Regions from separate parts of the Homo sapiens genome. Here region 2 is linked to region 1. Evidence: chromatin loops called from intact Hi-C (ENCODE). Cell type or tissue: endothelial cell of umbilical vein. All regions are shown on one strand. Links, peaks and the distances in the headings refer to the core of each region. The heading gives the core; the rest is flanking DNA. Region 1 overlaps ANKRD11 (ankyrin repeat domain containing 11). Region 2 overlaps ANKRD11 (ankyrin repeat domain containing 11).

The links. Hi-C counts contacts between places; a loop is a spot of excess contacts. Peaks named below come from ENCODE experiments on the same cell type or tissue, not always from the same donor. Only the 100,000 strongest peaks of a DNase experiment are listed, where the experiment ranks them.
Region 2: a loop joins it to region 1, with 2.4 times the contacts of the local background. A loop is called at or near these places in 5 of 110 quality-filtered maps.

The regions. Positions count from the first base shown.
Region 1 is chr16:89,401,469-89,417,067 of GRCh38, reverse strand. All of the region lies in intron 2 of ANKRD11 (ankyrin repeat domain containing 11), which reads left to right. All of the region lies in intron 1 of LOC128462377, which reads left to right. Among named protein-coding and RNA genes, the nearest start is that of ANKRD11, 81 kb to the left of the region's middle. RefSeq lists enhancers at 5,709-5,978, 11,980-12,029, 14,679-15,179, 15,180-15,599. In endothelial cell of umbilical vein, for the core only: no CTCF peak of the experiment used is centred there; a DNase peak (open chromatin) is centred at 6,107; H3K27ac peaks cover 1,940 bases.
Region 2 is chr16:89,326,355-89,341,953 of GRCh38, reverse strand. The region is part of intron 2 of ANKRD11 (ankyrin repeat domain containing 11); the gene reads left to right. All of the region lies in intron 1 of LOC128462377, which reads left to right. Among named protein-coding and RNA genes, the nearest start is that of ZNF778, 120 kb to the right of the region's middle. RefSeq lists silencers at 4,892-5,095, 6,143-6,272 and enhancers at 11,022-11,545, 15,041-15,599. In endothelial cell of umbilical vein, for the core only: CTCF peaks have their summits at 6,800 and 8,130 (motif pointing left); a DNase peak (open chromatin) is centred at 8,083; H3K27ac peaks cover 2,052 bases.

The sequences.
Region 1 (15,599 bases), core at 2,704-10,703:
ATTGTCTTCTCTTAATCTGTGGGATGGTTTGTAGTTAGAATGAAGCCAGCCTGGGTAGTGGGCATGTTTGTGATCAGGTGAGACATTTTTCAAGATCTGGAGGTGGACTGAGCCTGGTTGTGATAAAAGGGGTGCCATGGAGGGGCCAGGTACATGGGAAAAGGGGGGCAGCGATGAGGGAGCACCCCACACCCCAGGGTCTGAGCTGTGCCTCTTTGTGAAAAGGATACTGCTGACCTTAATGTATGACAAGGAAAAGCAAAATGCTGCATTTTCTTTTTTTAATTTTTTTTTTTTTTTTGTAGAAACAGAGTCTTGTTACGTTGTCCAGGCCTGTCTTGAACCCCTGCTCTCAAGCAATCCTCCTGCCTCAGCCTCCCAAAGTGCTGGGATTACAGGTGTGAGCCACCACACCTGGCCAAAATGCTGCTTACTAGTGTGAAAAATAAAATTATTAATCAGCAATTAGTGGCCAGGCACAGTGGCTCACGCCTGTAATCCCAGCACTTTGAGATGTCAAGGTGGGTGGATCACTTGAGGCCAGGAGTTCCAGACCAGCCTGCCAACATGGTGAAACCCCATCTCTATTAAAAATGTAAATATTAACCGGACGTGGTGGCGAATGCCTGTGATCCCAGCTAGTTGGGAGGCTGAGGCAGGAGCGTTGCTTGAACTGGGAGGCGGAGGTTTCAGTGAGCCAAGATCACAACACCGCACTTGAGCCTGGGCGACAGAGCAAGACTCTGTCTCTGGGGAAAAAAAAAAATCGATGGATTCAAAATACAGGCTTCTCTGATTAAAGGGGAGCAAGCTATCAGCAACTCTGCTGACAGGACCTGGAATTGGCCTAAATGTCTAGCACTCTAGTGGATTGAGAACAATAGATGTACTGATACTTAGGTTTGATGACATAGGAAATGTTGGCATTTTTGACCATGCCACAGTAATAATCTAAGGTGTTTAATGCCATTTGTCACTTTTGTGAACTATAGATCCTCAGTATTGATTTTGTCTTTTGTTTGCCTGTGGTGGTTAGATTGAATACGAGGAAGGCCCTTAGCATGAGGTCTGTTGTGGCCTCCCATCAGGGAGACTGCAGTGTTGCTACAGAGAGGCCCTGCTGAGCAGAGGTTGGGCGCAGTGTGACCAGAGGCGCCGTGACCCACATGGGCATGTGAGGGCCTCCTGAGGACCTCACTGAGGCTGGTTCTCCATTGTTTTTTTTTTTTTTTTTTTTTGAGACAGAGTCTAGCTTTGTTGTGCAGGGCCTGGAGTGTAGTGGTGCAATCTCGGCTCACTGCAACCTCCACCTCCCAGATTCAAGAGTTTCTCCTGCCTCAGCCTCCCAACTAGCTGGGATTACAGGTACCCACCACCACACCCAGCTGATTTTTGTGTTTTTAGTAGAGATAGGGTTTCACTGTGTTGGCCAGGCTGGTCTTGAATGCCTGTTCTCCATTGTTTTATCTGGCATTAAAATGCAGGGTTTAAAAAAAGAATAGCTTGCCGGGCGCAGTGGCTCACACCTGTAATCCCAGCACTTTGGGAGGCCGAGGCGGGTGGATCATGAGGTCAGGAGATCAAGACCATCCTGGCTAACACGGTGAAACCCCGTCTCTACTAAAAATACAAAAAATTAGCCGGGCATGGTGGCAGGCGCCTGTAGTCCCAGCTACTCGGGAGGCTGAGGCAGGAGAATGGCGTGAACCTGGGAGGCGGAGCTTGCAGTAAACCGAGATCGCACCACTGCGCTCCAGCCTGGGCGACAGAGGGAGACTCCATCTCAAAAAAAAAAAAAAAAAAAAAGAATAGCTGGCCAGGTGCAGTGGCTCCCACCTGTAATCCCAGCACTTTGGGAGGAAGGGGTGGGTAGATCACTTGAGCTCAGGAGTGCGAGACCAGCCTGAGTAACATGACGAGACCGCATCTCTACAAAAAATAAAAAAATGAGCCAGGCATGGTGGCATGCATGCGCCTGTGGTCTCAGCTACTTGGGGAGGCTGAGCGGGGAGGAAGGATCACTTGAGCCCAGGAGGTTGAGGCTGCAGTGAGCTATGATCACACCACTGCACTCCAGCCTGGGCCGCAGGGTGAGACCCTGTCCCAAATAAAGAAGAATAAGAATGTTACAGGTGCTCTGATATTTTTCATGTTGGTATTTGTGTCATTCCCGTGTTTCACTTTGATTCCTTGGGGTGGAATGTGAGCCGTTGAGATGAGATCCACAGTCGCTTCTTCAGTACACGGTGCTGTGCTCTTCTCTCCCATCTGGGCGTGACTTAGGTGCCCAGCTTGGATGGATTCTAGGCTGGTCCTGCCCTGAGGTTGGGCCAGGTGTGGCCGCAGTGACATAGGGTCCCCGACAGCCTTGTGTGATGGGCTGACTGGTGCTAGCTCTGTGGCCCTGGCCCCTCCCTTCCACTCTCCGAGCCTCAGTCTCCTACCCAGGACAGTGGTCACGGTCGTATCTACTGTAAAGACTTCCTTGGAGATTAAATAACACTTTACAGAAACAAAACTGCATGAAAATAGAGGCTTTAAAACAATTTTAGTTTGTAAATTGTTTCTCCAGTATAAAAGTAGTTGAAGCTGACATCTTTCTTGGCAAAACAGAAGGGTTAGTCCTCTCAGGCGGTGCGGCTGCGTGACCCCCGATGACCCCAGCACGCGGTTCCCAGTGAGTGTGGCCGTGAGTGACAGCGGACTGCTGACCCTTGCAACATGTGGGTGTTCCATTTGTGCTTGCTGTGAAATGGGACTTTCAAATTACCTTTCCCAAAAATTGGGGGTTTTGAAAGTGGTTTGTTAATGATAACAAAGGCAGTGTTGTTCATATGAAAAGAGGCTTGGACTTAATGTTTTACATTTTTAATTGACATCTCCATTTAAGATGGAAAAGTAATCAGGTTCTGTCTTGCTGAAATGTTGAACTTGTAAGGCAGGTGCGATCGTGCGCCTCAGTGTCCCCGAGTGCGCAGTCCGAGCAGCTGTGCCTGTGGCATCCTGGAGGGTGTGCAGGCCCGTGGCGGAGGGTGTGCAGGCCCGTGGTGGTGGCTGGGCTGGAAGTCAGCTCAGCCAGAGCCGAGCCCCCTCCGCTTGCTGTTGCTGTGCTGGGGTCCCTGTCTGGGTGGCCAGGTTGGAGGTGGGGAGGGGAAGGGCTGCTGTTTTTGGTACCACCCTCCTGCCTCCCCCCAGTCTGGCCTTGAAAGCAGAGAGAGGCTCTTTCTGGGCAGGCCCCTCTGCATCCTAGGGCGTTGTGGGAGTGCAGAGTCTCCCTGGCACCCTCACCCCTGGGGAGCTTGTCGGCTGTTTCTGTGTCCTGCCGTAGAATGCTCCAGGGGTTCCTGGCGGCTGCTGACAGCCACAGGACTAGGTTTGCAGGTCTGTAAGGGATTTGTAGGTGCCACTGTGAGTTCACTTCCATTTCCTTTATTTTTTTCTTTTTTTGAGACAGTCTGGCTGTCGCCCAGGCTGGAGTGCAGTGGTGCGACCTCGGCTCACTGCAAGCTCCGCCTCCCGGGTTCACGCCATTCTCCTGCCTCAGCCTCCCAAGTAGCTGGGACTATAGGTGCCCGCCACCACGCCCGGCTAATTTTTTGTATCTTTAGTAGAGACGGGGTTTCCTCGTGTTAGCTAGGATGGTGTCGGTCTCCTGACCTCGTGATCTGCCCACCTCAGCCTCCCAAAGTGCTGGGATTACAGGCGTGAGCCACTGCGCCCAGTCCACTTCCATTTTCAACATAAGTTTTTGTTAAGATTTAGAAACAGGTAACACCATACTTCCATTATTATCAAAAAAATATGCGTAGTAATTATGCCAAGATAAATAACTCCATTGTTTAGTAGAATCAGTTTTTATTTTAGAGTTCTGAGGAATTATCTGTGGCTAGGCATCTTTAAACTGCAGTAACTTATAGAAGATGCTGTGTCATTTAAGTTAGACCTGTTCATGTGAAAATGGGCACTTGTGGCTGAGCGGCGCCCCCTCCTACTCCCTCCCCCTCCAGGCTCTGGTTGATGGGCAGAGAGTCCCAGGGCCTGGGGGAGGGTTTGGAACATTGGAGCTCCCCATTGGGAGCTCTGGCTGTCAGCTGTTTTCCCTCATGTGTGCTTTTAGCTGGAATCCGGCTCTGAGTGCTGGGACCTCTGCTGACCTGTGACCTCTGCTGTCCTCTGTCCTCTGCTGACCTGGGAGGCATGGAGAGGTCCTGCTGGGGGACTGAGAATGGCTTTTTGTTTGTAGGTTATAATATTGCGGTTACTGTATTTCTTTTGTTAACTACAGTGATTCTCATGGGGCCAGTGTTTTATTTTTTTAATACCATCATTTTTTACAGCTGGCTTAAGGGAATTTTTTCCTCTATGTTTTTGTATCTGAGGGTGAAAAACATTTTGCCTGGATCTAGCAAAAGAGTACTCAGTAAGTTCTATTTAAATTGAAGTGAACTTTATGGATGCAAAAACACCAATGTACCTTTTTCCTGTCCTGCTTGTTTCTTCCCAGATGTAATTGGGTTCCTGTAGCAAATGGGGTAAGGGCTCTGCGTGTCTTAATACATCATTGCCACCAGAAGGCCCATTTACAACTTGCTTAGATTTTGTTGAGAAGAAGAGGAAGGTAGGAGGAAGGAGATGGAGGGTCCGGTGTGGCCTGAGCACCCCAGTACCTGGCTGAGGGGAGGGATGGGGCACGGCCAGGAGACTCTGGGAGGCATCTCAGCCCAGTACCTGGCTGAGGGGAGGGATGGGGCACGGCCAGGAGACTCTGGGAGGCATCTCAGCCCAGTACCTGGCTGAGGGGAGGGATGGGGCACGGCCAGGAGACTCTGGGAGGCATCTCAGCCCAGTACCTGGCTGAGGGGAGGGATGGGGCACGGCCAGGAGACTCTGGGAGGCATCTCAGCCCAGTACCTGGCTGAGGGGAGGGATGGGGCACGGCCAGGAGACTCTGGGAGGCATCTCAGCCCAGTAGCTGGCTGAGGGGAGGGATGGGGCACGGCCAGGAGACTCTGGGAGACATCTCAGCCCAGTACCTGGCTGAGGGGAGGGATGGGGCACGGCCAGGAGACTCTGGGAGGCATCTCAGCCCAGTACCTGGCTGAGGGGAGGGATGGGGCACGGCCAGGAGACTCTGGGAGGCATCTCACCCCAGTACCTGGCTGAGGGGAGGGATGGAACATGGCCAGGAGACTCTGGGAGGCATCTTCGTTACTGGCCATTGGATTCCTCAAGTTCTGCTGAGAATTCTAGTCTCTTTTTTTCCCCACTCTAGAATAAGGATCTTAATTATTTATTTGTGTTGTCCATTGGGAAAAATGATTTGGGATGTGCTTACTGTCAACAAGGGGATAGTGGTGGGTTCCGAATGTAAACTGGCCGTAATCCCAGCACTCTGGGAGGCTGAGGTGGGAGGATTGCCTGAGGTCAGGAGTTCGAGACCAGCCTGGGCAACGTGGCAAGACCCCATCTCTCCAAAAAATACAAAAATTAGCCAGGCGTGGTTGTGTGTGCCTGTCGTCATGGTTACTCAGGAGGTTGAGGTAGGAGGATCTCTTGAGCTCGGGAGGCAGAGGTTGTAGTGAGCTATGATCACACCACTGCACTCCAGCTCTAGGTGACAGAAGGATTACAAGAAAAAGAAAAAAGGAAGAAATGTAGACCATCTCGACAGCAAGATGTGTAGCGTCTGGCCCAGCCAGGGCAGCCTGCTCCTCTTCCGGTGCAGTCAAGGTTTCCCACCGCTGTGTGCAGGGATTCTGAAGGCAGTGCTGGCTGCTGGCACAGGGCTGCAAGTTTGAAAGAGAAGTAGAGCAAAAAGGTCCCTGGGCCCCCGTGGTGGCACCAGCACACACGAGAGGGGATGTGGTGGAGGGCACCGTCATGGAGGCGTGGCCCTGGGTGTGGACAGCCAGCGTGGGCCCGAGCCCCTGTGCTGCTGCCTTCTGCCCTGGCCACCCTTCTCTCTGCAGGCAGCTTCAGGAACCTGCCTCCTGCACTGGCCGCCCCTCCCTCTGCAGGCAGCTTCAGGATCCTGCCTCCTGCCCTGGCCACCCTTCTCTCTGCAGGCAGCTTTCAGGAAAGCGCCTGTGGAGGCCGGGCAGCCTGAACATGTTGACTTTGGCAGCAGGAGCTGCCCAGCTCTGCTTATTCTGTGGCCCAGTACATAAGGCTCTGTGTAGAACACGTGTTCACGCACATGTGGTTTCTGTCTTGCCCTGGCCACAGTTGGCCACTCCCCACCCCCTTCTGTTAAGCTTCCCATGGGCTTAGAGGGCTCTCTGCCTGGGCATGGGAAAATAAGGGAAATGAGAAGCGAGGGTTCTTTGTAAATCCAAGGATGCTTTCATAGCTTTTGGTATCGTTGACGTTTTGCTAAATGGATGATTTATTTATTAGGAAAAATAAAACTGGGATTCTTGTTCATATCTGATGGTGTCAGCACGTCAGCAGGATAGCAACTGCTTTAGGGACCTGCTTGTGTCTGGAGGGCAGAACCAGAGCAGTAAGCAGAGGGCAGAGGGTGGCCTTTGTAGCCCGGGGGCAGGTGTTTCCCTTCCGTGGCTCTGCGTGGTTCCTGACAGCCTCAGCTCTGCAGGGTGTCTTAGTCTGGTCTGAGGGCTAAGACCATCACTCCCAACACCAGTGTCCATGAGTCTTTTTCTGTTTATTATCTCCATTTCCTTGGTACAGTCAGCCTTTGTTTAAAATTTATTCTTGCTTGTTTTTTGTTAGTGGGAAAAGTTTCTAAATATCAAATCCTGGTGGCTTACTAACTACAGCTTTTGGGGATGGGCTTGGTGATGATGTTATGAGGCTTTAGGTGACACTCAAAGGGCCGTACCCACCGGGTTGGCATCTGTGAGGTGCCTGCTCCGTGTGAAATTCTGCCCTGTAGCTGAACAGCAAACTGTGTTTTAAATTTAGATTGAGGCTGGACGCGGTGGCTCACGCCTGTAATCCCAGCACTTTGGGAGGCCGAGGCGGGCGGATCACGAGGTCAGGAGATCGAGACCATCCTGGCTCACACCGTGAAAACCCGTCTCTACTAAAAATACAAAAAATTAGCCGGGCGTGGTGGCGGGCGCCTGTAGTCCCAGCTACTCAGGAGGCTGAGGCAGGAGAATGGCGTGAACCCGGGAGGCGGAGCTTGCAGTGAGTTGAGATTGTGCCACTACACTCCAGCCTGGGCGACAGAGCGAGACTCCCATCTCAAAAAATAAATAAATAAATAAATAAATTTAGATTGAAATTGAGAAGTGAGCAGAAAGATGCCAGTTTAGATGTGATCAGATTTTGTTAAAGAAATCCTATAAAATGCCAGGATATTTTGGCCTAGTAATACTGTATTCTAAACTTCAGTGTTGTAATGGAAACTTTTAGTAACACGACAACCAGTTTTCGTGTGTGTGTGTGTTTTGGTACAACAGGATCTTGCTATGTTGCTCAGACTGGCCTGGAACTCCTGGCCTTAAGCAGTCCTTCCTCCTCTGCCTCCCAACGCTGTGTGATTACAGGCGTGAGTCGCAGCACCCAGCCTTTCCTGCTCTTGTGAAAAGCTAGCTGTCTTGCTCATCTCCCTCACACCTGTATGTTTTTATGCTGTGGGCAGGGCCGTGACGTGCACAAGACGACCCACAGGAAACCCTGGCTGCAACCCACGGAGGAAGAATGGCCTGAGGATGGGGACCGCCTTCCCACCCCACCCCTGTTGATAGGTGGATCTTGAACAGAGTTGTGTTGGTGGCTAGGAGTGCTAGAACCTGTGGGGGTTTGAGCTTTCTTGTAGCCTAGTGATTTATTCTAACACCAGGACTTGGTCTGAGTCCTGTGGAGGCGGGTGGAATTGCTGAGGGAAGCTGTCATCAGGTGTGTGAGCTCATCTCATTTCCTCAGACCGTCGGCTTCACCTAAAAAATCTGTTTTCTGCTCTTTGAGGGGCCTGATACCTGGCCCCAGGGCTCACTGGCCTGGGCCCCCAGCTTCCCTTGGCTGCTCTGGCCTTTTGTGCAGGTGGCTTTTCTGAATTCTCTGCTGTGGCTGTGGCTCTTTTTGGTTTTGCTCCCAGAGGCAGGGTTGGGGCCGCCTTTTCTGTATTCCTCCTACTTTTAGAAACCGCACTCCACAGCGGCCTGTTCACTTGTATTTCCCAGTAACTCCTAAGGTCTGTGAGAGGCACATGCTCTGCTAGATATCTTCACTTATGTTCTCTTTTTTTCCTACAAAATCCCAGAAAATTGCATTTTCCTTATTTTTATTACAAGAGGAATGTAGGCCTCAAAAGATGTTTAGGAAGTAGGGTTTGAATTCAGGATTCCACGGCTGATCAGTGAAGTGAGTGAGTGAGTCCCGGGGACTCTGAGGCCAGAGGTGGTTGTATTAGCGCTGGACTCTAGGGAGGGTGGCAGGGGGTGCGAGGAGGGGCTGCTGTAGCTGTGGGCACGGCTGGGACGTCTTTCATGCTCTTCCTGAGGGTCTGAGTGTGTGTGGGGCAGTGCTCACGCTCGTCAGCCTGGGCACTGGCTGTTACACTCCTGCCAGATGCAGCTGGCCTGCGGTGTGCCAGAGCAGGGTGAGGGAATCTGGGTCGGCCACTTGCCACCACGCTCAGGGTCAGGGTGAGGCCGTTTCTAACGGCCTGTGTACCTGCCATCCTCTTCCTCCTCTGCCCAGGCAACTGGGTGCTGATGCTGGCCTTTCTGTGCATCAAACCTGGTGGTTTTGCCAGCTTCACGCCTCTTTGTCCTGGTCACCATGTCTGTGGTAGCCCAAGGCTAAAGTGAATGTGGAAGGGCTGCCACTTCTCTAGGGTGGAGAACTGGGCTTCTGAGGGAACAGCGCTGGTGTGAGCTCTCTCAGGGAGTTTCTTGGCCGAGTATCTGTATGCATCCAGTGCTTGCCACATAGTGCAGCCTTCTGGGGCCATGCGCAAGTCCTTCGAGCTGTCTTGGCCTCTCTTTGCCTGGCCAGTGGTCACACATGTGCAGTGGCTTCCTGTTTGAGTCTGGGACCAGCTTGAGGGCAGGGGCACTACCACTGCATGGCAGCTGTAGCTGGGGAGTGACCACAGTGATTTTCCACACTTCGCTATAGATGTGTTTGTTCTTTACTTAAAAACTTATCAGTTTGGCTTTTTGAAGTTAATGGAAGACTGAGTTTTACTATGTGGACAAAGGAGTTAATATTTCTTCTTCTTCTTTTTTTTTTTTTTTTTTTTTGGAGGGAGACAGGATCTGACTCTCACTCAGGTGGGAGTGCAGTGGCCGGATCACGGCTCATTGCAGCCTCTGCCTCCTGGGCTCAAGCGATCCTCCTGCTTCAGCCTCTCAAGTAGCTGGGACTGCAGGGGCACACCACAATGCCTGGCTAATTCTGTGTGTGTCTATGTGTGTGTGTGTGTGTATGTGTGTTTGATAGAGACGGCGTCTCGCCGTGTTACTCAGGCTGGTCTTGAACTCCTGAACTCAAGCAATCCACCTGCCTCGGCCTCCCAAAGTGCTTGGATTGCAGGTGTGAGCCATGTTGCGCGGCCCAGAAGGAGTTTGTTTCTTAGGTGTGTGCGGCTGTCGTGCAACAGCCCTGACGAGGCGAACGTGGTTCCTTTTTGGCTTGGGGCAGGGGCCCTGCTGGCAGGAAATGCTGGGAAGGGCCTGGGGAGGCAGCCCAGTGTTGCTGGGGCTTCCTGCTTTTATCTCGTTGTCTCTTTCTTTAAACCTCTGGCCATATCATCTATTCATCTTTTCCTTTTAATTTTTTTTTCTTTTTCCCCCCGTGTTCCTTATATAAAAATATGAGTCTTTTTCTGTCAGTCCTTTGCTGATGTTCCTCGTGTGCCTTCTTAGGTCATTCTTTTCTGTCTGCGTGTTCTTTTTTTTTTATCTTTTTGAGACGGGGTTTCGCTCTTGTTGCCCAGGCTGGAGTGCAGTGGCACGTCTCAACTCACCGCCTCCTCCGCCTCCCGAGTACCTGGGCTTCACCAGCCTCAGCCTCCCGAGTACCTGGGGTTACAGATGCCTGCCACCATGTCCGGCTAATTTTTTGTGTTTTTAGTAGAGACAGGGTTTCACCATATTGTCCAGGCTGGTCTCAAACTCCTGACCTCAAGTGATCTGCTCCCCCTTCCCCTGGCCTCCCAAAGTGCTGGGATTATGGGCGTGAGCCACCACGTCCGGCCTGATGTTCTTAATGTTGCTGATTTGTCTCCTGTTCCCTTTTCCTTTTCCCCTTCCATATTCCACAGCTGTCCTTTCTGCTGCCTCCCGGAGGGCACCCTGTCCTGGACACAAGGCTTTGTCCTGTGCTGTGGGTCATGCTTGGTGGGATCGCTTATCAGCGTGAAGGAGGCACTGAGGTCCATCTTCTTCAGAAGTCTGTCCTTCCTTCCTCCAGGCAGATGCCGGCATCACAGTCCTGGTTAACTAAAACCCTGTGTCTGATGTCCTGCCCTGGGCCTTCCTTGTCTCTTTTCTGTCCCCACCCAGACCATAAGCACTGGGGAAGCACATCTGTCTTCCTCGCTGCAGCCTCTGGTGCCTGTGTGTCTGCGTGCTGACACCGGGCATGGCCAACGAACATGTTGTCTTGTCACGGTGCACGGTGGCTCCTTTGCCCGTGCGGCCTTCTCAGCAGCTGCTGCTTCTCCTCTAGGACTGACCGCAAGTCTCAGAGCGCGCCGGCTGGTGTTTTGTCGCCCTCAGGAGTGTGGCCGAGGCCCAGGTGTGGGTTTCCCGTGCCCGCCGTGACCTGGCAGTGAGGGTCTGTGCTTCTGTCAGTGCCGTTGGCCTGAGACATGTCTGTCCTGGAGACCAGCACGTGTGGGTGCCGACTCTCAGAGAGCCCCTTGCTCACAGCACCAAACCCCTTGCTGTGTTTTTATTATTAAGAAATAGAAAACAAAGGGCATAACCAGACTTAGGACTTTGGTGATTTTCTGGCTGAAGGTTTTTTTTTTTTTTTTTTTTGAGATGGAATCTCCCTTTGTCACCCAGGCTGGAGTGCAGTTATGCGATCTTGGTTCACTGCAGCCTCTGCCTTCGGGGTTCAGGTGATTCTCCCACCTCAGCCTCCTGAGTAGCCGAGATTGCAGGTGTGTGCCACCACGCCCGGTAAGTTTTTGTCTTTTTAGTAGAGACGGGGCTTTACCATGTTGGCCAGACTGCTCTCGAACTCCTGTCCTCAGGTGATCTGCCGGCGTTGGCTCCCAAAGTGCTGGGATTATTCTTGCTGGAGCTAAGTTGGGATTGACTGCAGTGCATCCTTTGTGAGGAGCGCTGGGGGAAGGTGTGAGGAATTTGACCCCTAAGCCCCAGGGTCTGGCTGGAAGGAGGAGCTTCGTGGACAGGCCTTGAGGACGCTTTGGTGCATTTCCTGAATTGTCCCTGTGAGAACATGCCTTATCTGCAGCAGTCAGGAAGGCTGATAGGAAAGTTACCTAGAAAGCCGGGCATGGCGGCTCAGGCCTGTAATCCCAGCACTTTGGGAGGCTGAGGCGGGAGGATTGCTGCAACCCAGGAGTTCGAGACCAGCCCGGACAACATAGTGAGAACCCTGTCTCTACCAAAAAAAAAAAAAAAAAAAAATGAGCCAGGTGTGGTGGCACGTGCCTGTAGTCACAGCTAGTTGGGGAAGCCGAGGTGGGAGGATCGCCTGAGCCCAGGAGGTCGAGGCTACGGTGAGCTCATATCACACCACTGCACTCTAGCCTGCGTGACAGAGCCAGAACTTGTCTCAAAAACAGTTACCTATGTGACTAGAGGAGCTGTTTTGCAAATGTGCCCTACAGAATACAGTCATGCCCCACGTAACGGCATTTTGTTCCACAACAGACCGCATATGTGGTACCTCCTTCCACAAGATTTTTTATTTATTTATTTTTTTGAGATGGAGTCTTGCTCTGTCGCCCAGGCTGGAGTGCAATGGCGTGATCTCCACTCACCGCAACCTCGCCTCCACCGTGACACCAGGTTAACTGGTGTGGGCAGTTGTCCTGTGAGAGCGTGTGACGGGGCGTCGGGCTGTGTTGTGGGCCATGGCTCTGGTGGGATGGGAGAGGAGAAGTTTTTAGATGTTTCTTTTTGGAAGTCTGATTTCAGTTTTATTTAAAACAACAAACTACATTTATGGTGGTCTGTGGACACGATGTTTGTCCACGAGTTCACTTTACTGTAAAGGAAAGAACATCAACCAAGCAAGAGTCAATAGTGTGATTTACAGTGGTTCTTTTATTGTGTAGTACATTCAGCGTCAAGGTGGCATTTGGATCCATGATGCCTTCATCCTCAGAATGACCTTGCGAGGTAGGCGTGGCTGAGCACATGGCCAGCTGGGCCTGTCCCTGCCTGTTCTCCAGGCTTCACCTCTGTGTGCTTGTAGGAAGGTTGAACATGCCACTTTGTGGCATCCAGAGTTTCTCGCCCTCAGGATCCATAGTAGTGACTGCGTCTGTCTTCTCCTGACCTAGGCATTAGCCTGATAGAGTGCTGGTAACTTTGCGAGTCAACAGTGTTTTCAAAAGCAGCTTTTCCTTCTCTTCTCTTTACCCCATACCCTTCAAACTGTTGGCTCATTTTCTGGAGGACACCAGAATAACAAAATAATATTTTGTGGCTATTAATCCTTTAAAAGCAGAGGAAAATTTTTCCTAGCAGGAGACATAATAGGGTTGTACCTTTTCAGTGTTTTCAGTGAAGGCAATTTTTTTCATGCCCTTTGATTACAAAAATGTATTCCTTCCTGCACTTCCATTTTCCTTAGTTACACAGATGTTGATGTTCTCAGAGTCTTTGCTGGTGATTTAGTGCCTTGGTGAGGGTGGATAGGAGACTAGAACAGGGTTCTACAGTCGGCCAAACTGGGCTTCCCCTCTCAACCCCATGCTGCCTGAGGCTGGTGGGTCGAGCCACCTGTGGGCTGTGTCCATGACTGTCTGTTGGTGCTGAGAGGACTCCTGATTCTTCACAATCATGTGCCGGGCTAGCAGCTTATGTGATGCAGCGTTTGCTCTGAGAGTTTCCTGTAGTTTGGAATTTTAGTTATAAGTTTGCCATAGTTCTGAGTCTCTTGCATTCTTTCACCCTATTTTAGTTTTATAATCTTGCTCCTTTCTGTGCCCTATAATATAAAGATGTGTTGTTGTTTTGCTTTTTTAAGAGACAAGTCTTGCTTTGTTGACCAGGCTGGAGTGCAGTCATGGCTTACTGCAGCCTCAACTCTTGGACTGAAATGATGCCCCTTCCTCAGCCTTCCGAGTAGCTGGGACTCCAGACGCATGTCACCACACCCGCCTAATTTTTTTATTTTTACTTTTTTAGAGGTGGGCTTGCTCTGTTGCCCAGATTGGCCTCAAACTTATGGCCTCAAGTCATCTTCCTGCCTCAGCCTCTTGAGTAGCTGTGATTAAAGGCACGTGCTGTCGTGCTCACCTAAAGAAGTGTTTTGAAATCCCTTCCCGGGGAGGCAGCAGGGCTTTTATGTAAGTGGTCTCTGGTCTTTGTCTGTTTGGTGGTGTACTTTTTTTTTTTAAGCTACTGTCATTGCCCAGTCGTAGTTGAGCGTGTGTCCAGTTGCTTTATGTGTGGGCTTCCTGGGGGTGCCCTCCCAGAGCGCGGGGCCTCGCTTACTGAGAAACTTCCTCGGGACTTGGGTTCCCCGCTCTGCCCTCACCTGCGTGTGCTCTGCTGCTTCCTATCCTCAGACAGATGAGCTCCTCCATGTTCTTCCACGCGGTGCTGGGGCCAGTCAGGAGGGGCCGGTCAGGAGGGGGGAGCAGGCCACACAGGATTGCTCACAACATGTGCGTGGCTGGTGTGAGTGAGTGCGCATCAGATACTTCCTGTCAGTGCCCGTAAAGCAGAAGAGAGGGAGCGGATCAGGCCCTAGGGAGTGCGGGGTCCACCTGCCAACAGGAAGTTTCTCTGTAGTGTTTTACCTGAAAGCACGAGGGCACGTCACGCTGAGAGGTTGATGATGTGTCCACGTGCAGTGATGACAGCAGCGTTCCAGGCCACCCGCCACCACGCAGTTGAGCGAGGCAGTGCCCATGTGGAGCCTGGTGTTTGATGGTGGGGCTGAGGTGACTGGCCTTGCTCTAGAGCTGGAGCCCAGGCGGAAAAGAGGTCTCCACTGGCAGGCTAGGTTGCCTGCTTTGTTGGGAGTGGCGCAGTGCTGGCCCTGATGGGGCTCCTTCCCCCGGGAGAGCCTGGAGGGTCTGCAGGCCCCACCCCGCCCACCTCCTCCCGCAGTGCCGCCCCCCCAACCTCATTCCGCAGAACCCCCACCTCACCTCATCCCACAGAGCTGTCCCCTCACCTCACCCTGCAGATACCCCCTATCTCACCCCACAGAGCCCCTGCCCCCTCTCCTAACCTCGCAGAGCCACCTCACCTCCTCCCGCAGAACCACCCCCTTCACCTCACCCTGCAGTGCTGCCCCCCCCACCCACAGCTCACTCAAGGCTTGAACTCCCAGGCTCAACCAATCCTCCCACCTCAGCCTCCCGAGTAGCTGGGACTCTGCTGGTGTGCGGCACCATACGCAGCAATTTTTAAATGTTTTTCTAGAGGCGGGGTCTCCCTGTCATTCCCAGGATGCTCTTGAACTCTTGGAGTCAACCGATCTTCCCGCCTCGGCTTCCTCATGTGTTAGGTACAGGCTGAGCTACTACCTAAATTTAAATTGATGTGCCTACCGATTTAAATAAGCGCTCAATCCCAGATACCTTATTGTGGCTGGCTAAGGTTAGGAGTTCATGTGAACTGTACATTAGTATCGCTGAGACAAGCCTCGTTCTTTCTACAAAGAACTGGCGTACGTCACGTGTAGGCACCCAGATATAATTGGTTCCACATTTCGCCTGCCTTTGTTGGAAGGGCTGTGCTTTCATGCAGTGAACTGTAGGTCGTCCTCCTTACTCTAAAAGTTACACAGATTCAGTGCCTTATGGAAAAGTCAGGATTTCCATTAAAGAGGTCCATGGACAGAGAGTGAAACTTGGTGTGGGGGTCTTTCGGGGCTGCCGTGATAAATCACCACAGACCAGGAGCTTTCACAGCAAGGATCTGTTCTCCCACGGCTCTGAGACCAAGCTGTCTGCAGGGCCGGTTCCTTCTGCGGTGCTGGAGGGGTGGGGGCGGGCATCTGCTCCAGGCCTCTCTCCAGGTTCTGGGGGATGGGGGAGTCTCTGGTGTGCCCGGCGGGTTCTGGGGGATGGGGGAGTCTCTGGTGCGCCCGGGCTTGTAGACGCATCACCACGATCTCCGCCTCCCTCTTCACCCAGCGTTCTCCCTGCGTGCACAGCTCAGTGTCCACGTCTGCCCTTTGTAGAAGGAAGCTAGTTCTGTGGGGTGAGGGCCCACCCTAGCGATCTCACCTGGATCATCTGCAAAGACCATGTTTCCCAGGAAGGCCATCGTCTGTGGTGTTGGGGGGCTAGGACTTCAACATACCATTCTTGGGGGACACATTTCAACTCATAACACCAGTAAATAAAGCATAGAGAAGAAAGTAAAAATCGCCTGTAATCCTTCCACCCAAGATAAAACATGTAAATCTAAAATGTTGAATATATCATGTACTTTTTACAAAATAAGGATTACTCTGGATAT
Region 2 (15,599 bases), core at 2,745-10,744, 75 kb after region 1:
GCTGTTCGTGGAGGAGGTGCAGCACTCCCGCCGTGGGCCGTGGCCGCTGTGGGTGGAGGTGCAGCACTCCTGCCGTGGGCCGTGGCCGCTGTGGGTGGAGGTGCAGCACTCCCGCCGTGGGCCGTGGCTGCTGTGGGCTGGTCCATCCGTGCCAGACTCTGCCATCTCTTGGCCACTTTTTGTTTGTGCACGTTTGTGCAGAGAGAGTTAACCCAAGGACCTTATTTTGCTTTTGTAGGTATATCATTATGCAGATGAATAGGTGTGTGAGGGGATTAAAGCCACGTTTGCATACGTGGCATTGCTCCCAGTGTTAACGGTGGGATTTATGGGCTGGATGGGGTGGGAGAGGAGGCAGTGGGTGGTCCTTTAATCTGGAATTTTTTTTATGCCATTATCCTCTATTTACAGCTTTCAGAAATCAGCTGGTGTCACTGCACATATGTTTAGAGCCGTTGCTAAGGTGACGAGCCCAGCAGCCCACACAGGCCTTCTGGAACCTTCTGGAAGGCTGGGAAGCTGCTTGGTGGGGTCTGTTCACGTTGGGGCCTTATCCCTCCAACCTGTGAGAATCTGCAGATTGCCCTGTTACAACTTAAATTGTCTGCTTCCTTTTGGTTTGATTGCCTGATTAATAATTTAAAACGAAAAATCCTGTGGTGTATTTAATGCAGAGAGAAATGGACCCACAGCATTGTTTCCAAACCGGGTCTGCTTGCCATGATGGCAGCAGAAGTCCAGTCTTCTCCGCGGATCTCACCCATCTCATTCACCTTAGAAACAGAGCTGTGGGTTTCAGGCTTTTCGCAGTGGAAACCTTGATTTCTTTTCTAATATTGCATATAAACAGTCCACATGACTTGGGTTATGACTTATTAATTTTTTCCTGGGCATATGTTAAAGGATTCTGAAGCCATTTATATTTTAAAAATGTTCTTTCTGGGTGTGTTGGTGAGTCTGGTCTGCTTTGGAAGGTAGAATGTCCGTCCAGGACTCTATTGGCTGATGTTCACTCCCACATCACTGCCCACATTTGGACATTGAAAAGGTGCCTTCCTAAACGTTTTTCAGGTCTGGACTCTCTGAGAATTGGGCAAAAGCTGTGCATCCTCTCCCCAGGACTGTCCACATACCTGTACATTTTCTGTGTGATTTCTGGGGTTTCAGAGCTCTCTGGGCCCTTGTGCCTCTTCCAAGATTTTGTTTTGCCAATGAACAGCCTCCTGTTAGCACTTGAGTTTATAGTTTTTATTTAAATGAAATTTGTTAATTATATTGTCTCTTTTTGTAGAATGTAATCATGTTAGAAAAAAAGATGATGTGCAAAGTACTGTTTCCCCTTGTCTAACCAAGATCTCTTGATAAAAGATTTACAACAGGACTGGGCGCTGTGGCTCATGCCTGTAATCCCAGCACTTTGGGAGGCCGAGGCAGGTGGATCGCCTGAAGTCAGGAGTTCAAGATCAGCCTGGACAACATTGTGAAACCCCATCTCTACTAAAAATACAAAAACTAGCCAGGCATGGTGGCGCATGCCTGTAATCTCAGCTACTCAGGGGGCTGCAGGAGAACCGCTTGAACCCGGGAGGTGGAGGTTGCAGTGAGCCGAGATGGTGCCACTGCACTTCAGCCTGGGCGACAGAGCGAGACTCCGTCTCAAAAACAACAACAACAAAAATTACAACAGAAGACATCTGCCCTAATCAAAAGTGAAAGATGACATGTTTGTGAATGACTATACAGTGTGACATTTCATCAGATATTTTACAAAGCATTTTACAGTTTCTTGCTAGAAATTCCATTTCTAGTTATAAACTTTAGATATGTAAAGAAACAGACAAATACTCATTTTAGTGTTGTTTGTATTCGCAAAAAGTTGGAAAAAACAAATGTTAGTCAACAGGAGAATGGATTTTTCAGACAACGAGGAGCGCACACTGCAGTTGTCATAAGAATAGTAGAACTGCCTGTATCCACACAGATAGACCCCAGAGCACAACTTGAAGGGAAAAGGTACGGCAGGAACCGTCCAATGCGTTACCTGCAAAGACAGCGGCCGGCTTTGGTGTAGGCTTGTGTGTAGCGTGAGTATCAAAGCGCCGAGAGGAATGCTTAGCCCCAAAATCAGATCGACGCTGAGGAGCAGCCACAGCAGGGTGGGGCTTATATAAGGGGCTTCAACCATTATGTAATTTGTAATTTTTAAATGTTAGAATTCTAAAGCAAATATGGCAAAATGAACAGATGGTGGATGTGTGTTTGTATTCTCCTTCATCCTTTTCTGTGTGCTTGAAAAATTTTAAAGGAAACATTAGCTATTGCTAATTTGTTATAAAATGATATGGTTAGAAAATATTTTCTGTGTAGAAATTATAAAATATAATAACCCATTCTAAATAAATTGAGGGTTCGTCTAAATTTCCGAAATGGTTTGTGAAAGAGCCACCTTTATATCTGACTCTTCACATGCGCTGCGTGCACTCAGGGCAGGATGGGCTCCTCGGACCATGGGGCTTTCAGATCTGACCTGTGTGATGCTACCGACCAGCTTTCCCAGTTCTTGGTTTCTCTTTGTTTGTTTGTTTGTTTGTTTGTTTGCTAGTGTAAGCCTTCAAGCAAACCTGGGCCTCTCTTACTCCTTTGGTTGTACTGAGGGGGAATTCAGACATCTCTAGGTCGTTCTATTGCCTAATGCATGATTTTGACCTAAACAGCAAAACTTCACCTTCATTGTGATAATGGACTGAAAAATGGACCTTTTGGCAGGCATCACAGGAAGAAGTTTCTAGATGGGATATGGATTCTGGTGTTGGTGTCCTTGAGAACCTATAATTACAGGGATCCTGGGGGTGCAACGCTCACCCATCAGCGGTTACCCAGGACGTCTGTCCTCCTGGTTTAGAGACTCAGGTCACGAGCAGATGGACTCATCATTCCTTCCTGGGTCCTAAGTCCAGTGAGGCCCTCGGTGGTGACTTTGAGGGAAAGGAGTTCCTCATGTGCTTTCATTATGGGTTTAAATTACGCATTTATATCTGGGTGATTTTTTTGTTACTAATTAGGCTTATTTTGCTCCAAGTATTCATTTGGCAAACCTTTTAGCTAAGAAAGGGAAATGATTGTTTTGCCTGGCTGATTTTCTAAATGCTGAAAAGAGCAGAGATTATTTTTTCTTTTAAACCTGTTTCTACAAAAGCTCGCTCTTTTTTTTTTTTTTTTTTTTTTTTGAGACTGAGTGTTGCTCTTTGCTGCCCAGGCTGGAGGGCAGTGGCGTGATCTTGGCTCACTGCAACCTCAGCTTCCCAGGTTCAAGCAATTCTCCTGTCTCAGCCTCCCAAGTAGCTGGGATTACAGTTGCATGCCACCACGCCCAGCTAATTTTTGTATTTTTAGTAGAGACAGTCATCATGTTGGCCAGGCTGGTCTTGAACTCCTGACCTCAGGTGATTGCCCGCCTCGGCCTCCCAAAGTGCTGGGATTACACAGGTGTGAGCCACAGCGCCTGGTCCTTTTTTTTTTTTTTTTTTTTAACAGAGTGTATGTTAAGTACAGGATTTCCACTCAGGCCCTTTTCAAACCCATGTTTCAATTTTGCAGGTAGTCAGTATTTGTCAGCACCCCTGTAAGCAGGTGGCTGTCCTGGCTTGGTAGGGGAGGGACTAACAGAGACCCACATCCTGGAGGACACAGTGTGGCGCTCATGGCAGCACATGGACACTGAGTGGACGTGCTGGGCTGCAGAGGTCCCACCCCCCGGCACAGTGAGAGTGCGTCTCGGGGCAGCACACCCACTGAAGCTGGGTGCTTGGGGCAGTGTCCTGGGAGCCTGACGGGCGGCGTCCTGGGATGGCCATAGTGGGGGCCCCTGGGGCTCCTGAGTGGCAGAGCGCGACACAGTGGTCCTGGTGTGTAGGGAGTCACCATGATACTGGCACCAGCTGATGTGGGAGGCAGGTCACTGTGTTGCTTGTCACCCGTGGGACAGTGAGCTTGGAAGCTGGACCCTCATGCTCAGCAGGTGCTTGCAGCCCAGGAGCTGTGGTCCCAATAGAGGGGGATTCCACACACAGTAGACTGAAGACCACACCATTAGAGAACAGAGGGAGAGGAACAGGCATTGCTGACTCCAGCCTTGCTCGTGCGACTTGGGCAAACTTGCTTTCCACCTAGGAAAGACCTGCACATTGTCTGCATGGTTAGAATTGCTTAGACCAGGCCGGGCACAGTGGCTTACGCCTGTAATCCCAGCACTTTGGGAGGCCGAGGCGGGTGGATCCCGAGGTCAGGAGATTGAGACCATCCTGGCTAACACGGTGAAACCCCATCTCTACTATAAAAAATACAAAAAAATTATCTGGGCATGGTGGCAGGCGCCTGTAGTCCCAGCTACTCGGGAGGTTGAGGCAGGAGAATGGCGTGAACCCGGGAGGCGGAGCTTGTAGTGAGCTGAGATCGCACCACTGCACTCCAGCCTGGGCGACAGAGGGAGACTGTCTCAAAAAAAAAAAAAAAAAAAAAAAAAAAGAATTGCTTAGACCATGTTCATGTATTGTGCAGTAGGGTTAACAGTGACAAAAACTGTGAGTGTCTGATGGCAAATCCAATGAGACCCAGTGCTCAGCTGGGCTTGGTCACGTGGCGGAGGATTCCGAGCCACCTGAAGTCCTCTCCTTTCTGACGTTTCCTTGGGAGCATTTGGGCATGGGGCTTCCTCCATTAATCTGTGCGTTTGGCGTTTTAATTTGCAGTTTTTTGTTTTTTGTTTTTTGAGACAGGGTCTCACTCTGTTGCCCAGGGTGGAGTAGAGTGGTGTGATCTCAACTCACTGCAGCCTGTGCCTGCCAGGTTCAAGCAATCCTCCCATCTCAGCCTCCCAAATAGCTGGGACTGCAGGTGTGCACCACCACACCTGGCTAATTTTTTTTTTTTTTTTTTTTTTTTTTTTTGGTAGAGCCAGGGTTTCACCATGTTGCCCAGGCTAGTCTCCACCTCCTGAGCTCAAGCAATCCACCTGTCTCGGCCTCCTAAAGTGCTAGGATTACAGGCATGAGCCACCGCACCCAGCCTCCCAGAGTGCTGGGATTACAGGCGTGAGCCACCGCGCCCGGCCTGCAGTTGTTTTCTAATGGAAAGACATTCCTTTATATTTAAAATGTTACACTTGTATTGAAACCCTTTTATCATCTCTCATGTAGTCAGAACATTAGAAGCAGATAGGTAGAGAGTGGGGACTCCTTGTAGGGCGTGCTTTTAGGACAGGCCGGGTCTCCTAGTGCCTGTGCTCCCTGTCGTGGCCCACCCGGGGGGTGTGGTGCCCACAGGTGGCTTTCCGTCCTTACAAAGCGTCACTTTAACCTTGTGTCTCATTGAAGTGCTGGGTTCCCACCAGTGCAGAAGGAACAGTGGTTGTGCTCTTAATTGTAGAGGACATTGTGAGAAATCTGGGCAATGTCCTGCTACAGGAGTCCTCCTGGACTCCGTCTGGCCCCTCCTTCAGTGTTCACCTGGTCCCTAGCACCACAGAAGCCCACAGCAAACAGACTCCTTCCTTCCTGGGTCTTTGAATCCAGTGTGCTGTCTGTGGACGCACACCCGCCTCTAGGTCTGACGACAATCTTGGAGGTGCGGGCAGTTGCGTGCCCTGGCGTGTGTGCATTTGGTGGCTGCTCCCCGGCACCTGCTCCCAGCCAGGCACCAGGTCCAGCTCTGTTGATGTGGCTCTTGCCTGAACCCCTCAAGTCTTGAGTAGCCCACAAGGACAGTGGCTCTGAGCTCCAGAGGTATCCTGGACAAGTGGCCAGAGGCCTGGGTTCTGTGGATTACATGGCAGAAAACCGTGTGGCTGAAAACGATCAGCAAATTAACAGTTAAAGCTTTTTCAAACCAACTGGCAGGAATAGTATCTAAGGTTTCCTGTGATGTTGGCCATCACTTCTTTATTTAGAAACTCTAATAAAAGACCCATCTGAGAGAGTCACAGGGCATCTTGAAGCATGTTGCACGGTCATGTTTGCGGCGGATGCCTCAGCACAGGCAGGGGTCTGGCCAGTCAGCTGCTGGCGTGTGGGGATCCTGCCCTGCGTTTCTCCTAGCCCTTTAGAAGCACCAGCTGTAGGGGAAACTCACAGGTACTCTCTGGGTCAAACCGTAAAACAAGCTTGTGAGAACCCACACTGGGGCCTCTCACTGTCACACACTGGGGCCTGTCACGGTCAGTGATGCCTTGGTCCTTGCTGTTTGCAGGCCCCTGGGCGCTCATGTGCTGTGTCCTGAGGGCTCAGCTGAGGTGCAGAGACACAGACTTGTCATCTTACCTCAGCTTGTGTGTGTGACGGGGCTTTGCAAACCAAAGGTTCCCTGCCAAAGCGACGTCACTCGCTGTTCTGCTACAGGGTCCTGAGGCAGCACGCACAGGCTTTCATGGGAGTGGTATAGCGTTCATAGGGAGAGGAGGGAGAGCACCTGCCCTAACCCACTGCGTACTGCGTGCTAGGTGGGAACCCACTCATCCTGAAGCTCAGGACGGCAGAGACCCCTGAATGCAGAGGCCTCAAGCTGCTCCCATGCTTCTGGGACCTGTGGGACTCACGGATGCCTCGGTGTGGATTTGTTCCTGTGCTGGAAGGAACTGGAGCCCTCTGTGCAGCCCTGTTGCAGCCCCTGCTTGGGGGTGCACTGGCCTCTTCTGGGAACAGGGGTGGTGTGAGGCTGTCACCCGCGTCTCCCAGCCTGCATGGAACGCCAGGACAATGGGGAAGGCACGCACTGAGCTCACTTCCTGTGCTTTCCACAGTGCCCCCACAGGCCGGACATGGGGCATCAGGGTGTGTCCTGATTAGTTATTTGGGGAGGTGGTCAGCAATCAGTGTTAGTCGTTTTTTATTGTTCTTTGCGGTATAACATCCGTGGAGGAAATGGCACACATCTTAGGTGCACATACGATAGAGCTCATGTCACATGTACCTGTGGGATCTCCTCCTGGACCTCCCCTCCACTCTGCTGCTTGACTGTCTGCCTGGCCCCCAGCACCATGGGGCCCTCATGCATGCAGAAGGCCACAGCAGACACACTCGTGTCTGGCTCTTCGAATCCAGTGTGCTGTCTATGGACACGTGCGCCCCGTGTGTTGTGGGCCACCTGGACTCATTTGCTCTTCTGCTGGTGGACACGTGGGTGGGCTTTTTGCAGTTTGAGGGTGTTTTGCACAAGTGAGTGTGGTATGACGTGGTTGGCGGCCTGTGCTGCTCATCCCTGGGGTGTGCCTGGGATGTTGCTCCTGGGCCCTCGTGGATGTGGCCCCTCATGGAGCGTGGCTGAGACTGCGCTGGGCTCTGCTTGCTCTGGGTCAGGGTCTGGCCTACCCACCTGGCTGCTTCTCATGGCCCCATAGCATGCCGCATGCCCACTGCCCACATGGGTGGGGTGTTTTCTCGTCACTTTGCCAGCCTGGAGTTGGACGTGGTGGGACACTCCCCCTTTGTGAGAGGAAGCAGAGCAGTGGAGGAAGAGAGGACTCCTCAGAGAATGGCAGGCTTGGAGGGGTAAGAAGAGCTGGACCCACTCAGAACCTGAGAGGAGGTTGTTTCTGTTCAGTCTTGGGGTACCCTCACATGTCACCAACTTCAGAAACTTGGCCGTATTGGCAGTACACTCACTGGGGGTTGACTCCCAGTCAGCAGGGATTGTGAAGGCCATTGATGAGGGCTAGGCCAGGCATCAGACATTGTCCTGAGCCCGCAGCTTGGGAACAGTGTTTTTTCTTTCTTTCTCTCTCTCTCTGTTTTTTTTTTTTTTTTTTTTTTTTTTTTTAAAACACAGGGTTTCATCATGTTACCCAGGCTGGTCTTGAACTGGGCTTAAGTGATCCACCCACCTCAGCCTTCCAAAGTGCTTGTTTTACAGGCTTGAGCCACTGCACCTGGCCTTATTTCTGTATTTTATAGATTGAGAAACTTAGATATATCTGACCACAGATTGAGGGCTCTTAACCAGTTAGGCCAGCATTTGAATTGTCCTGACTGCTTCCAGTGGTGAGAAAGTAGTTTATCTCTCTGTTCACAACACACGCCCACATACTGGGAACATACTCACAGAATAATACCGTCCCTTTCTGTGATGGTGTGCAGTGCCCCCTAATGTTTCCTGTTCTGTATTATTTCACTTTCACAAAATGGCTTTATTCATAATTGCCAAAACTTGGAAGCAGCCAAGATGTCCTGCAGAGGGTGAATGGATCAGTCAACCAAGGTCCATCCAGACGACAGACTATTACAAGGCCCTAAAAACAGACGAGCTGCCAGGCCTGAGTGAAAGCAGCCCGTCTCCAAGGACTACACACTGTAGGGTTCCGACTCTGACATCCAGGAAAGGGCAAAACTGTGCAGACAGCACAAAGATCAGTGACGCCAGGGGCTGGGGAGAGGGAGGGACGGAGGGTTGTGCAGCAGGAACACGGGGGACCTGGGGCAGTGAAACTACTCTGTATGATACCACAACGGTGGGTCCACATCAGGATACGTTCGTCCAACCATAGACTGCACAGCACCCGGTGGACCCTGAGGTCGTGCGGCCTGTGGGTGATGATGCTGTGTCCAGGGGGGTCTCAGCTGTAACAAACGGCCACTCTCGTGGGGATGCTGAGCCCGGGGGTGCAGGGGAACCCTCTGTACTTCATGCTCAATTTTGCTGTGAACCTAAAGCTGCTTTAAAAAATAAAATATGTTTTATTTTCAGTGTCTGTTTAACATGCTAAAATGATTCTGGAATTGACCTTAGGCATGACCCAAAAGTTGTGATGCATCTTTGACTGGAGTTCCCAGAGCATTGTTGAGCTTGGCCACTGAGTCTGTGACCTCACACCAGGGGGCAGGCGTTTTTCTGCATGCCCCACAGGGGCCCTTCTTCCCTGGGGGTTCCCTGTCACTCTGGGGGACCACGTGTGAAATTCCCCGGGTGCACAGGATGGGAAAATGGCTGAGAAGCGTGGAGCAGCCCCGCTGTTCTGTTGCAGCTCGTTTCTTGAGTTTGTAACTACGTTCTCAACTGTGGACCCTTGCGTTAAAAAACAAAGCAGCCCTAAGGAGTAATAAAACATTTGAGCATAAAGGAAAGAAATGGACGTTTCTAAGGGAATTGCTTGCTTTCTCAGTTGTACCAGGATAACCTCCTTGGAGGTGTGGAGGTGTGAAACTAGGGAGGTCAGGGCAGCGGGGCACTTTCCTCAGAGAGGGCAGTGCAGACCAGGCCCTGCCGGAGGAGAGCCCTGCCTGGTCTCAGCGCCTCTCTCGTTGTGTTTGTCGTTTGCTTTTTTCTAAAGCCATTACAGTGATGATAACTTGGATTTAGATAGTGCTTTTTCATTTAATCCCCACAAAATCCTTTAGGAGAATGGGTTCTTGTCCTCATTTTATAGAGGAAGTTGGTGAGAATCAGTGAGCAGACGAGGCTGTTTTCTTGCATTTGTCTTGGCCTGCAGGTGTCATTTCTCCCCAGAGCTGCGGGTACAGGTGCTGCCGTTGTGGAGGGACGTGTGGAGCTGTAAGGCATCTCTGTCCTCGGGGACTTGGGGGGCTCAGTGTTTCTTTCTGAAAAGGTACAGCCCACCAGAGGTGCTTGGGCCATCCCAGGACTTCACGGAGCTGAAGAGCGTTCACCAGGTGTTTCTCATGAGTTGGGTTTTTAGTTTTTTGTCTGTTTCAGTGTTTATAGTCTGCTTGTAAAATGATCCTTTATTGTGAGGATTCTTTAATACGTAAGGAAGTCATTTCTGTGACACATTCTGCAGCTTCTGGAATTGTGTCTTTTAAGATTATTATCTTTTTTTTTTAATATGGAGATGGAATCTTGCCATGTTGCCCAGTCTGGTCTCAAACTCCTGGGATCGAATGATCCCTTCCACCTCAGCCTCCCAAAGTTCTGGGATTAGAGGCATCAGCCACTGCATGCTACTGAGTTTTTAAATTTTTTTTGAATGTTTTGTGTGCCCTTCTTAAGAGAGAGTGTGGTGAACACAGTGGTGATGACGGTTCCCAGCATGTGGGGCCCACGTGCAGGAGCCACCCCAGCCCGTTAACCCGGAACCAAACCCGAGTCCACACCATTGCATCCGCCGAAAACATTCAAAACCATCACCGTATCTTAGACTAAATGAAAATAAAAATAGCACACAGGCTAGGTGTGGTGGTTCATGCCTGTAGCCCCAATATTTTGGGAGGCTGAGGCAGGAGGATCCCTTGAACCCAGGAGTTCGAGGCTGTAGGGAGCTGTGATTATTTAATTACACTGCAGCCTGGGCGACAGAGGAGACCCTGTACCTAAATACATATCTATAAATCTCTATCTCCTGAATCGCTGGGTGCCTTGAACTTTCTCAGTGTCACCACACACCCAGCGGTATCAAAAGGCTCTTTCCTAAATGTGCCATTTTCTTCAGCAGTTCTTTGTTTGAACTGGTTTCCAAACAGGGTCTACACACTAAGATTCTTTGATGTCTTTTAAGTCTTTAATCTGTAAATTCTCCCTTTGTTCTTTTCTCTGGGATTTTTGCCTGTTTGTCAGAGATCGGGGTCTTCTGTCCCATAGAGTTGTTCTGTCCATGAGATATATGATGTGAACTGTGCATCTAATTTTAAATTTTCTATTAGCCTCATTATAGAGTAAAAAGAAACACATGAAGTTAATATTAAGAATGTATTTCATCAGGCCGGGCGCAGTGGCTCATGCCTGTAATCCTAGCACTTTGGGAATCCAAAGCAGGCAGATCACCTGAGGTCAGGAGTTCGAGACCAGCCTGGCCAACATGGCGAAACCCCATCTCTCCTCAAAATAGAAAAATTAGCCGGGCATGGTGGCAGGCACCTGTAGTCCCAGCTACTCAGGAGGCTGAGGCAGGAGAATTGCTTGAACCTGGGAGGCAGAGGTTGCAGTGAGCCGAGATGGCACCATTGCACTCCAGCCTGGGCGACAAAGTGAGACTCCGTCTCAAGAAAAAGGAAGGTGTTTTGCTTATAATATTTTTCAAAATTTTAATTTTTGTCCTCAGGGCATATGGCACTAACTAGAACTGTACAGTCAAATTACCAGGTTTTAATCAAAAGCCACTGGGGGAAGTTTAAAGAGTGTCCACAGAATCTTTGATCTGCCTCCCTTCAGAAGTGGAGCACCGTTCTCTGCAGAGTGTGGGCTAGAGGTTGGAACTCGCCGAGGAGGAACAGGATGAGGTGGAAGTGAAGCCGTGGGACTTCCGATACAAGAGATGCTGCAGCTTCCTCCGCCCCCGCCCCCCCCCCCCCCCCCCAGTCACTGTACTGGGGAAACCTACTGCCGTGTCACGAGGACCCTCACGCAGCCCCTTGCTTCCGATACTAGGTCACAGAGGTGCCGTGGCTCCCCCCCACACCACCCCATCAATGACTGCACTGTGGAAACCCGCTGCCACGTCACGGGGACCCTCACGTAGCCCCACGGACATGTCCACACATCCGCAGCCGTGTCTGTGCACCAAGGAATTTGGGCCTTCTGCCAGAGCCAGCAGCAGCCCTCCCGGTGTGCGAGCGGCCACCTGGGAAGCAGCCCCTCCCTCTCCACTGGCTCCCCTAGCACCTGACTCACATCCTGAGCCAGGTCTCCCGAGCCTTCCCACCCACCCAGAAGCTGCGTGCTGTCAGGAATGCTCCTGGTGTGGTGGTGGCTGCATGGTCATTGTTGACAAATGCTTTGTGTCCTGCCCCTGACCGGACACACAGCTAAGTGTATTGCTTCCTCTTCCTTTTTGAAGTTGTAGAGATTGCTTTTTGTATTTTTATATTGAATGCTTTAAATCCTTTAAATGTTTAATGTCATTCAAGTATATTTAAATCATTTTAAACATTATTAAAATGTTTATATTTAATGTGAATACATAAACAAAATTTTATGTTTTTACATTTTATTTTATTTTATTTTATTTTATTTTATTTTTGAGACAAGGTCTCACTCTTGTCTGTCGCCCAGGCTGGAGTGCAGTGGTGTGATCTCTGCTCACGGCAGCCTCTGCCTCCCAGTGCCTCAGCCTCCCAAGTAGCTGGGATTACAGGCACGCACCACCATGCCCGGCTAATTTTTTGTATTTTCAGTAGAGAGTTTCACCATGTTGGCCAGGCTGGTTTCGAACTCCTGACCTCAAGTGATCTGCCTGCCTGGGCCTCCCAGACTGCTGGGATTCACTGCACCCAGTCTCATTTTATATTTAATGTTTTAAATGATGTAAAATGCATGATTCCAAAGCCAAATACACAAAACAAGGTTTATGAAAGGAAGCTTACCTCCTACCTCATACTGTTTTTTTACTTTATTCCTTCTTTCTATGGGAATTAAAATTTTTTTCTGTTTCTAGTTAATTTTTTAACAGCTTTATTGAATTACAATTGACATAAAATTCACTCATTTTAAATTTACAGCTCAGTGGGTTTTGGGAAACGTATACCGTTGGGGAAACACCATCACCTAAAAGTATAGACTATTCATCACCCATGGGAGTCTCCTTACACCCCTTGTGTTTTTTCTCCCTTTTTTTTCCTTTTTTCTGTGAAATCATTATAGACTCACAGGAAGTTGCAAAAATAGCAGCATCCCTTGTGCCCTTCCCCACCTTCGCCCAGTGGCCGGGAACATGACATTGGAAGACAGGGTGACCGCCCTGCAGACTTGATTCAGATCCCCCGTCTTATCCTGGATACCTGGTCCTAGAGCCTCCTCGACAGCCACCGACAGACATGAGCCCTCCTCACGGAGTCCCCGCCTGTTTCCCCGAGGTTGGTGGTTTTGTCCTGGAGGAAGCCGTGGGAGTAGAGTCCACAGGGAGTGACCTAAGAGGTGGGCTTTGTGCACTCACTCAGCAGGGGCCTCCGCTGATTCGCCCGTGCTCCTGGGTGCGTCCACTCACTCACCAGGGGCCTCTGCAGATTCGCCCGTGCGCCTGGGTATGTCCACTCACTCAGCAGGGGCCTCCACTGATTTCGCCCGTGCTCCTGGGTATGTCCACTCACTCAGCAGGGGCCTCCACTGATTTCGCCCGTGCTCCTGGGTATGTCCACTCACTCAGCAGGGGCCTCCACTGATTTCGCCCGTGCTCCTGGGTATGTCCACTCACTCAGCAGGGGCCTCCGCTGATTCGCCCGTGCGCCTGGGTGTGTCCACTCACTCAGCAGGGGCCTCCGCTGATTTCGCCCGTGCTCCTGGGTATGTCCACTCACTCAGCAGGGGCCTCCACTGATTTCGCCCGTGCTCCTGGGTGTGTCCACTCACTCAGCAGGGGCCTCCGCTGATTTCGCCCGTGCTCCTGGGTGTGTCCACTCACTCAGCAGGGGCCTCTGCAGATTCACCCGTACGCCTGGGTGTGTCCACTCACTCAGCAGGGGCCTCTGCAGATTCACCCATACGCTTGGGTGTATCCATAGCCATCCCTTTTACTGCTGAGGGGATGCCGTGATGTGAATGAAACCCAGTTTCGAGGACACCGCTGGGACACCTGTTGAAGGGTTTTCCCCATTGTCTATTATCAGTGAAAGTTCTGTGAACATTCGCAAACAGGTCTTTGTGTTCACATGAGGTTCCATTTTCTCAGATAAATGTCCTGGGGTGCAGTTGTTGAGTGGGGCAGCAAGCGCACACTTAGGTTCGTAAGGCTGCCTTGCTGTTCTCCAGAGCAGCAACACCACTTTGCGTTCCCACAGCAAGCGAGAGAGTTCCAGCTTTTCTACATCCTCTCCAGCATCCTTGAGTATTTTGTATTTTAGCTGTTCCGATTGGTGTGCAGTAATATCTCATTGCGGCTTTAAGTTGTGTTTCCCTAACGGCTTAGGATGTCGAGTGCCTTCATGGCTTGTTCACCACGTGCACCTCTTCTGAATGTCTGTGTGTTTTCTCTTATTTTCTAATTAATGTTTGTTGTTTGATACTTCTTTCTTCTACATACAAGCCTGCTATCTGACTTGTGATTTGCAGATATTTTTCCCTGTCTGCAGTTTGTCTTTTCACTCTTTAAACTAGGTCTTTCAAAGAGCAAAAGTTTTTAATTTTGTCGAGGTCGTTTATCAGTTTTTTCTTTTATGGATTGTGCTTTTGTTGCCATGTCTGACAACTCTTGGCCCTAGGTCCTAAAGATTTTCTCCTGTTTTTTCCTAAAATGTGTATAGGTTTTTCTAGTTTTGTTCCATATGAACCTAAGCATTTATTTTTATTTGGAGCACCTATAAATGGTACTGTCTTTATTTCATGTTTTTATTTGATTATTGCTAGCATGTAGAAATAGAATGGTACTGTGTATTTCTTGTTTTCATAGGATTATTGGTAGCATGCAGAAATAGGATGGTACTGTCTTTATTTCTTGTTTTCATAGGATTATTGCAGAAATAGGATAGGTGTTTGTGTGTTGATCTTGGATTCTGTGTCCTTGCTGAACTCTATTAAATAAAGTTTCTTGGAATTTTTGATAGATTCCTTGTGATTTTCGACATGGACACTTACACCATCTTCAGAGAGAGACAGTTTTATTCCATTTCTTCCTTTCTGCCCTGTATGCCATTCCATCTGCAGCCCTCAGCACGTCACTCTTGATCATGTCAGCCTTGAGTTCTTGGTAGTTGGCCTTTATCGTGTTGAGGATGTTTCTCCACACTCCTGTTTTCCTAGGAATTTTTATCGTGAGTTTTGAATTTTATCAAATGATTTTCTGTACCAGTTGTGATTATGTGGTGTTTCTTCTTTAGCTTGTTGGCATGCTGGGTGACGTTGACTGATTGATGGTTGAGCCAGCCTTACATATTTCGCTGTCATCAGAAGTGTAGGTGCCCTCTGCATTTCCAACCTCTGCATTCCCCACCTCTGCATTTCCAACCTCTGCATTCCCCACCTCTGCATTTCCCACCTCTGCATTCCCCACCTCTGCATTCCCCACCTCTGCATTCCCCCTCTGCATTCCCCACCTCTGCATTGCCCAGTGGACTTCTTGCTGTACCTGCTTTTCTCTGCGTCTCCGCCTGGTCGTGTGTCTGTGGAACCTCCTTAGTCCTGTCAGCCCCACGTGCAGATGTGCCCGGATGCCACCAGCAGCCCCTGGCGGGCAGGCTTTGTGTTAAGCCCCTTTCTTAGGAGATGCTTTGGGGCACTGCTCTGGGCCAAGCACTTTTTCATGCCCCGGTTGTGTTTTTTTGGTTTGGGGTTTGGGTTTTTTTCACACAGGGTCTTGCTCTGTCACCAAGGTTGGAGTGCAGTGGTGCAATCTTAGCTCACTGCAGCCTCGACCTCCTGGGCCCAAGGGGTCTTCCTGCCTCAGGCTCCCAAGGAGCTGGGATTACAGGTGCGTGCCACCTCGACTGATTAATTTTTTGATATTTTTGTAAAGATGAGGTTTCCCTACATTGCCCGGGTCTCAAACTCTTGGGCCCAAATGACCCCCCTGCCTTGGCCTCCTGAGTAGCTGGGACCACAGGGGTGAGCCACCGTGCCTGGCCCTATTTGTGTAATTTGGGGGTAGATTGAGCAGTGGGTGGGTGGTTGCTGAGTGGTGTGCACCTTCTGCAGCGGGGTGGGGGGGGCGGTGGCTGCGTCCCCTTCTGCAG